Linked DNA regions of Homo sapiens: region 2 is linked to region 1. A link is a loop called in an ENCODE intact Hi-C map of the cell type or tissue named here. Cell type or tissue: tibial artery. All regions are shown on one strand. Each heading gives the region's core, and the rest is flanking DNA. Links, peaks and the distances in the headings are about the cores only. Region 1 overlaps KIF16B (kinesin family member 16B). Region 2 has its middle 510 kb from the start of KIF16B.

Region 1 (4,390 bases), core at 200-4,199:
TGTGTGCACCGGGGCTTTGGGTTTCCTGGTGTCTTGTGGTCTTTGCCTGTGTTACTCCTTCATTCAGGATGTGTCCCCTTTCCGTTCCTCTAGCAAAATCCATCTTGAAGCCCGCCTCCCCCGATCACTCCTCTTCTCCCCTACTTCCCAGTTAGGATGAATTTTCTTTTCCTTTGTGCTTCTGCAGTATTTGGTTTTGCTTCTGCCACAGGATTCTTTGTCCTCTGAGTTAGGTGGTATTGGTTTCTTCCTCTTTCTGCCAACTCTTACACACAGAAAAACAGGAGCAGGATCTGGCCAAGGACTGTCTCATTATCATTCCGCGAGCCAGCTCCTAGCACTCTGCTTCTCACAGAGCAGGCATGCGGTGAGAATGTATGGGATTAGGTTAGTATCAAGAAACAAAAATAAAAACCTTTGTATTAATCTGCTAGGGCTGCCAAAACAAAATACCACAGACTGGATGGCTTAAAAAACAGACTTTTATTTGCTCACAATTCTGGAGGCTGGAAGTCCAAGATCAAGGTGCTGGCAGATTAACTTCTCCTGAGGCCCCCATCCTTGGCTTGCAGATGGTCCTCTCTTGTCTGTGTCTTCATATGGCCTTGTTTTTTGTGCCTGCAACTTGGTCTCCCTGTGTGTATCCTAGGTTCCTCTTCTTTTTTGTGTGTTTTTCTAAATTTTATTTTTGAGATGGAGTTGTGCTTTTGTTGCCCAGGCTGGAGTGCAATGGTGTGATTTCGGCTCACTGCAACCTCTACCTCCCAGTTTCAAGCGATTCTCATACCTCAGCCTCCTGAGTAGCTGGGATTACAGGTGTCCACCACCATGCCTGGCTATTTTTTGTCTTTTTAGTAGAGATGGGGTTTCACCATGTTGTCCAGGCTGTTCTCGAACTCCTGATCTCAGGTGATCCACCTGCCTCAGCCTCCAAAGTGTTGCAGGCGTGAGCCACCATGCCCTCTTCTTATAAGGACACCAGTCAGATTGGATTAGGACCCATCCTAATAACCTCATTTTAATCCCCTTAATTAATTAATTTTAACTTAATGAAAGGCTCTGTCTCCAAATACGGTCACATTCTGAGGTACTAGGGGTTAAGGCTTCAACATGAATTTTAGGGTGTCGTAATCCAGCCTATAACAACAGCCCTGAGCCATACAAATCTGATGACCTAGTGGGCAGAGTGACAGGGAGTGTTGTGCAGGCGGCGGTCCTGTCCCAGTGATGCTCTTCGCTATGTTTTTCTTCTTACTTTCTCATTCCCACTAGAAAGGCTCTTGTATGATTGTGCATTTTTATTCTCGGAGGGAATATGGCTGAAGTACAGCTCAGTCCTTCATTTGGATCCGTTAGATCCTTGCTGTTTAGAGCATAGCATGGATAGCAGCATCAACATCACCGGGGAGCTGGTTAGAAACGCAGGCCCTCAAGCCCAGCTCCAGACCTCCTGGATCAGAATCCGTATTTTATAAGATCCCCAGGGGACGGGTCTGTACCTTCAAGTTTGAGTGCTGAATTTTTTTTTTTTTTTTGAGACAGGATTTTACTCTGTCACCCAGGCTGGAGTGCAGTGGTGCGATCTTGGCTCACTGCAGTCTCAACTTCCTGGGCTAAAGTGATCCTCCCACCTCAGCCTCCCAGGTAGCTGGGATTACAGGCATGTGCCACCATGCCTGACTAAGTTTTGTATTTTTTATAAAGATGGGGTTTTACCACATTGGCCAGGCTGGTCTTGAATTCCTGGGCTCAAGCAATTCTCCTGCCTTGGCCTCCCAAAGTGCTGGGGTGACAGTGTTGATTTAGACACACTGAGGAAATGCAGAGTAGTCTTAGGCTTCCTTGTCCTCATATCTGTTCTTCTCCTTCTCCTGTTCTGCCCTGTCTCGTGGGCTGACCCCTGTGGGCCGCCCTTTTCTGGGCTCCTGGATCCCTGTGGAGATTGGAGAGAGAAACCAGGCCCTCCCCCTTCAGCCTCGCCTAGCATCCCCAGCAGCAGGTACCTCTTCTCCAAGGCCCCAGCTCCTGCAGCAAGGACCAGCCCATTGTGGTAGCAGTTCTGCCAGGTGACATAGCCTTGCCCTCGGGAAATACTCCCTCATGCCTTTGCCCCTCCTGCCTAGGGTGATGCTGGTCTCTGCTGTTGCCAGTTTGTGGGTGGCCTTACTGTTCCTAATGGCTTTCCAGCTGTTCCTTCAGCTAAGTAACCAATTCTTTGTATTAAAGTCCCTTGGATTTAAATACTGAAACAGTTTCTGTTTCGTGGTTAGGCTTTGTCTGATACATTTGATACCCAAGTGTGTTCCACATGCAGGCTCTGGACTGCACTGCCAGCACTTCAGAATCTGCTCCATTCACATAGGAAGCTCTCTTCTTGGGTTTTTCTGGTCTCTTTGTTAGAATGCTGCCTCAGTGTGATTTTCATCCTGGCTAAATTTATCTCAAACTGCAGTGATTCTCTTGGAACTGGGAAGTTAGTGTTGTGATAAATCCAGCCTTGACATCAATGGATTCTTGAGACCCTTCATATCGGTTTCCCTTTTGCGTGGCTACAATATTGTGCTGACTGCCTGGTGTTTGAAGTGGTTTACAAAGTGACTACTCAATCCCCCTGCCCTGTGTACCTGTAGGCTTGGCTTTTACAAGTCCCCTATGTTTTATTGCTAATGATTTTTTTGAAGTGATCCTTTAAGAGGAGGAATCCCCAGTTTTTTCTCCATTCCTGTGTTCTCCTTCCCCACCCCAGTCTTTATGCCCTTTTGGGTTTATCTGTCCTGCATACGTTTTGGTTTCTCTGTTCCAGCGTTTTATGAACAATTAAAGAAAAATGCTCAAGGTATGTCATCTGGCTTCCAAATAACTCCTTGAGCTCTGTGCTTCAAAATAACGCACAGACAGTTTGGACTGCAGCGCCAAGCTGGCAGCCCTTTGACAGATGGTGCGGCAGAAGGGAGAGCTGCCTCTGTGAGTGTCTGTCCAGAGCAGAGCTGCAAAGTGGTCCTCGCAGCCCTGAGGGTGCTGTTTGAATCCTTCCAGCATTGGTTATTCTTCTCATTTTTTAATCAATAAGGTCCCTTTTGTTTTTGCTGAAAACGTATCCTTTGATGGCTCCAATGTCCGGCTGGCTTTGGTGTTTTCATTGCCTGCACAGGGCTTTTGACTGTGGTGTGGCAGCGGGTGGGAGAGGAGAAGCAGGCGCTCACATGCAGATGCCTAGCTGGAGAGGCTTTTCCTTGGAAAGTGAGCAATTTGTATAAGTTGGATTGAAGTTGTTTTATTTAGACTTTAATTATGTGGAATTATTTGGTGTCTTACACACTTAACAATTAATGTTTGTCGAAAACTGAATTTGGAGGATGGAGCATATTTGAATCCATGTGATGATGGGATCCTAATGTAAATGACTGAAGTTTAAATTGAGCTGGCGTCTTGATATTCCTTCTCTGGGGGAGTAGGAGAGGCAGGATACTACAGGGCCATGGCAGGGGTGGATAGCACAATGATGAAAGATAACTTGTAACCCTTTCAAAATGTTTTGACTAACAAGAAATATAGTAAAATGAAATTGGGATTCTTTTCCGGCTTAAGATGTTCTGAGTTTAAATTTCATGGGGAGGCATGCTTTCAACCAGCTTATATCTGTTTTATAATAGAATCAATCCACTGAACTTTTTGTCTCCAGAACATTATGGCAACCTATAAAAGATTTTTTTCTCTGGCTGCCTGCAGTTTTCCATTTTGTGGAGAAGATGTGTATTGGGAGTGTAATGGATTCGGAAGCAGCTCTCGTAACTGGGGCTGTTGCTCAGCAGGCTTGTAGGCGGGTCAGGTTTGTGGAACAAGTTTCCTGCGGTCCTCTGGATTCCTGTTGTCCAGGGCACTGAATCCTCTGGTTTCTGGAAAACCTACAGACAAAGCATGGGAGAGACAACATTTTTTGTGGCCTCTCTCGTTTAAATGCAGTTAATCTTTTTTTTTTTGAGATGGAGTCTCGATCTGTCACCCAGGCTGGAGTGCAGTGGCGCGATCTTGGCTCACTGCAAGCTCCGCCTCCGGATTCATGCCATTCTCCTGCCTCAGCCTCCCAAGTAGCTGGGAATACAGGCACCCACCACCACGCCCAGCTAATTTTTTGTATTTTTAGTAGAGATGGGGTTTCACCGTGTTAGCCAAGATGATCTCAATCTCCTGACCCTGTGATCCACCCACCTCAGCCTCCCAAACTGCTGAGATTATAGGTGTGAGCCATGGTGCCTGGCCTAAATGCAGTTAATCTTGACCTCTTCTTGGTACAAACGTTGAACCTAGGAGTAGATCTGGGGGATAATTTTATTTATGGTCATCGATTTCTCCTAGATTTTAGATGAAGGAGGAGACATTTCTTTCAGCC
Region 2 (4,390 bases), core at 232-4,231, 430 kb after region 1:
ACTTCAGAATCATCTAGAGAGCTTTTTAAAAGTGCCTGTACCTCAGACCTCAATCTCTTGATGTATTGGGTCTGGAGTGTGGCCTGAGCAGTGGTATTTTTTTCACATTTTATTGTGAAATAATTTAGACTTTCAGAAAAGATACAAAGGAGTACAAAGAATTACTATGCATCCTTCACCCAGCTTTCCCATGTGTTCATAATGTGCATAGCCACAGTTCTATAATCAAAATAAAAAACCACATTGCATGTAGTGACGTGTTCCACAGAGCTTATTCAGATTTTGCCAATTGCTGCACTCATGCTTTTTGCCAGCATCTCACATTGCATTTAGTTGTCCTGTCTTGTTCTCCTCCTTTAATCTGGGACAGTTCTGCAATCTTTGTCTTTCATGACTTTGACACCTTGTAAGAGTACTGGTCGTTGATTTTGTAGAATGTCCTTTAATTTGCTTTTGGGCAGAATAGAATCGAAAACTCCCTGGATGATTGTAATGTGCAGTTAAGATTGAGGACTCTGATCCAATGTAGTGGGGACGAGGCCATTATACTTAGCAAATTACCCTTTAGGGTCATGTGAAAACTGTGGTAGAGGCTGGAGAAGAGAGTAACGGTCGACAGAACCTGGATTCATCTCGGGTTTGGTCCCTCCCCAGGTCTTTTTCCTGCACCTCTGTTTTTTATTCTCTTTTTCTCTCTTTCCACCTCTATATCCAGGTCCCAAATTAGAGACCTCAATTAATGTCAGCCCAGCTCCCTCATGCAACACTGACATGGAGTCACTTTCAAAGTTGGATCATTTTTCTCCTCCGTTTAAAATCCTGTGAGTGGCAACCTATCTTCCTACAAGGCTTTCCATGATGGGAGGTGGTCTCTGCTCTACCCCTCTGTCCTCACCACTTCCCACTCACTCACCCGGCAGTTCTGGGAAGTGGGCACGAGTCAGCCTCCAGGTATTTGCTCTTGCAGTTGCCACTGCCAGATGCTCCTCTTTCAGGAGACCATGCTGCTATATCCCCGTTTCTTTCAGGTCTTTACCCCCTGGTCTGGCTCAATTCCTCCCCTACATCCTCACATCACCCTCCCCTGCTCCATGTGGAGGGAATCAGCCTGTTTTGTTTATCCCTACATCTCCAGAACCCAGGGGAGTGGCTGATACAAAACAGGGACTCAATATATATTTGTTAAATAAATGAAAGAAATTGTAGCTAGAAGGAATTTTTTAAAGTTCAATAATTGCTGGAGAGGATATTTCATTCATAACGCTGACTAAAATGATTTCAAGTGATCTCTCTTTTTTACCAGTTGCCCGGCTTCCCTTTGTGTTAATTGCACGCCTCCTTTGGGGACTTCCCATTTTTCCAATTCCTCTGTTTCTTCTGCACACAGTAAAATGGCCTCAGAGATGAGGATCGGGTGGGAGCAGGTTGTCAAGTATGTGTATTTTCTCTTTTATCCTTGTCACAGTTATAGCTGTAAAGAAAGTTTGAGTGCCCCACGTGACCCTGACAAGTCTTTCTGCAGTGCCTTCTCAAAGATAAATACCTCTGCTGGTATTTGAGAGGAAGGAAGGGAATCAGATACCTCTTTCTCATAAAAATAATTAACCATCATTTTTTCTGTATGCTAAGCAATGTGTGTGTGTATAAAATTTACCTTTATTAAAATCGTAAGTGATAAATAATGATCATCAGTATTTTAGAGATGTGACAGCAGAGTCTTGGAGAGGTTAAGTCAGCTGGTAAACTATGGAGCTGAGATTTAAACCCAGATGTTTTGATGCTGCAGCCAGTGGTCTTAATACTGTCTCCTATTTTGATAGCTGCCTATAAACCTAATGGAAATAAGAGGAAGCTGGCACCATGCAGGCAATGCCAGCTTTGGGTTGCTTTAGGGACTAGGAGAATACAGATATTCTGATTTTAGAGACTGAGAGTTAGCTGCAGGGCTTAGTCATTGTCCCGGTCTGTTCATCCTGCTTCGCCTTCATGGGACCACACCTGCCAACCATTTCAGTGGTTCGCAGTGTGGTCCCTGGGCAGCAGCAGAAGTGGCAGCACCTGGAAGTTGTTAGAAGTGCAAAATCCCAGCTTTTTACCCATGACCTCCTGAATGAGAAACTCTAGGTTGGGGTCCAGGATCTGTGATTGATCAAGGCCTCTAGGTGATTCTGATGCTGACCCAAGTTTGAGAGCCTTTAGTATAGTGGTTAGGATAGTAATCTTTGGCTCCAAACTTCCTGTTCAAATGACATCCCTGCTGCTTACTGGCTGGGTGGGCTTGTTGCAAATTACTTTGTCTCTTGGTGTCTCAGTTTGCTTATCTGTATAGTGGGATAATCATAGTACCTACATCATTTTTGTTAAGATTAAATGAATTATATATGAAGCTATTTAAACAATGAAAAGAGCTATTTCACATTAGCTATTTATACATTCTCTGTCTATAATTATGATGCTTTCTGTTCACCAAAAACTAAAAAAAAAAAAAAAACAGTACTTTTTACCCCCTGGCCTGGATCATTTAAAGAGGCTCAGCATCTCTGAGGTTGCAGTGTGTAAGTCTTTGCAAGGCCAGGCTGCTAACGAGTCTAGGCTGAACTTGTTTCAGTTTTCTTCAAGAATAACCGAGATCTATGCCCTGTGTAACCAAATGCTGTATTCCCGTGCCTGCAGATTGAGAGTCCTGTAGACCAGCTCGGCTGAGTCCTTCAGCATTTGTTTACAAAGCGGATGGTTACTTAAAGAGGGTGATCACTCAAGACACAGTGATATTTACCTAGCTTTTGCCTCCTGACTCACTATGCAGAACCAAACGGCTTAGACGAGATTGATGAGACCAGAGGCCAAGACAGTCAGGAAAAGGCTTTGTAACAGAATATTCAGAAACCAATCATTATTCATACCACAGCCCAGCCTTGTCAGTAGACCAGAGATGAACAGAAATGTTGTTCTCTGGAACATCTCAGGAAGCTGCATTTATAACAGATGCCATCCCACTTTAAACTAAGCATGGGCTGGCTAAACTGACTGGTTTATTCATTTTTCTGAGGATACTGAGAGAGGGAGAATTAGAAAACGGGGACTGTAGGAGGGAAAGGTGATTAGGTTAATTTAAGATTTGTCTGGACCACTAAACAATAAGTGATAGCCAAGAACATTTGAAAGCAAAGAAGAGTAGGTATTGAGTTTGCCTTAATAAACATCAGCACATATTCTAAAATTACACTAATTAAAACAGAATAGCACTAGAGAAACCAAAGGAAGATGTTGCCAAGAAAATAGATCCTTGTATAAATGTAAAATAAGTATAAGTTAAAGAAATAAACTTGGAGCAAAAAGATCTGGATGTATTATTTCATAATTAGTGCTAGAACTAGTTTTTTGTTTGTTTGGTTGGTTTTTTTTTTTTTTTTTTTTTTTTTTGAGAAGTCTTGCTCTGTGGCCCAGGCTGGAGTACAGTGGTGTGATCTCTGCTCATTGCAACCTCCACCTCCTAGGTTCAAATGATTCTCCTGCCTTAGCCTCCTGAGTAGCTGGGACTACAGGCATGAGCCACCACACCTGGATAATTTTTTGTATTTTTAGTAGAGATGGGGTTTCACCATATTGGTCAGGCCGATCTTGAACTCCTGACCTCAGGTGATCCGCCCATCTCGGCCTCCCAAATTGCTAGGATTACAGGTGTGAGCCACTGCACCCAGCCGGTGCTAGGATTAGTTTTAAAGCTACTCAACCAAGTCATTCCCTTCTAAATATCAACTACTGAAATAAATTCAAAGTGCCTTAAAGATATAGGTGTAAAAAATGGAATCACACACCCAAACACAAAGAATTTCTAAACAATAAAGGAAAATATAGGTGAATATCTGGTGGAACATTTGCCTATCTCTGGACAGGGAAAGACTTTTGAAGTTCAAAATCTGCACATTTTAGGACTTAGAAAAATTAGACACACACACCTCCCCTGGACCATGTTTTCTTTTGGTGTTCTTAAGAACAAATAAAAAGTCAGTTCTAGGACAACAAGGCCAGGCAAAAGCTTATCTTACTACATCCTCAACTTTCTGTCCGAGGCAACATACAGCACCATTCAGGTTTTTCCACTCTACTATTAAGCTCTTTGCCCAGTGTGAGATTGCTACGAGCATCTAAGATATCCAGGTGGTACTTCTTCCCTAAGCCACTGTGGCTGACATGGTCTTGGGGAATGAAAATTGAGGGCTGGTCCACAGCCCACAGCTATGACTCAAAGGAGGGAAGGTAGACGCAATGCTAGGTAATAACCAAACATATGTGTTTTCCTAGGTGCTTGGGCAAACTGCATTTTCCAGGAGATCAAGTTGGGCCAGTTGACTGAGTTATGACCAGTGAAATGTGGGCAGTGGAGATG

The links. Hi-C counts contacts between places; a loop is a spot of excess contacts. Peaks named below come from ENCODE experiments on the same cell type or tissue, not always from the same donor. Only the 100,000 strongest peaks of a DNase experiment are listed, where the experiment ranks them.
Region 2: it touches region 1 in a loop (6-fold over the local background); 1 of 110 quality-filtered maps calls a loop at or near these places.

The regions. Positions count from the first base shown.
Region 1 is chr20:16,486,842-16,491,231 of GRCh38, reverse strand. All of the region lies in intron 12 of KIF16B (kinesin family member 16B), which reads left to right. Among named protein-coding and RNA genes, the nearest start is that of KIF16B, 84 kb to the left of the region's middle. In tibial artery, for the core only: no CTCF peak of the experiment used is centred there; a DNase peak (open chromatin) is centred at 1,957.
Region 2 is chr20:16,059,943-16,064,332 of GRCh38, reverse strand. No RefSeq gene overlaps it. Among named protein-coding and RNA genes, the nearest start is that of KIF16B, 510 kb to the left of the region's middle. In tibial artery, for the core only: no CTCF peak of the experiment used is centred there; no DNase peak of the experiment used is centred there.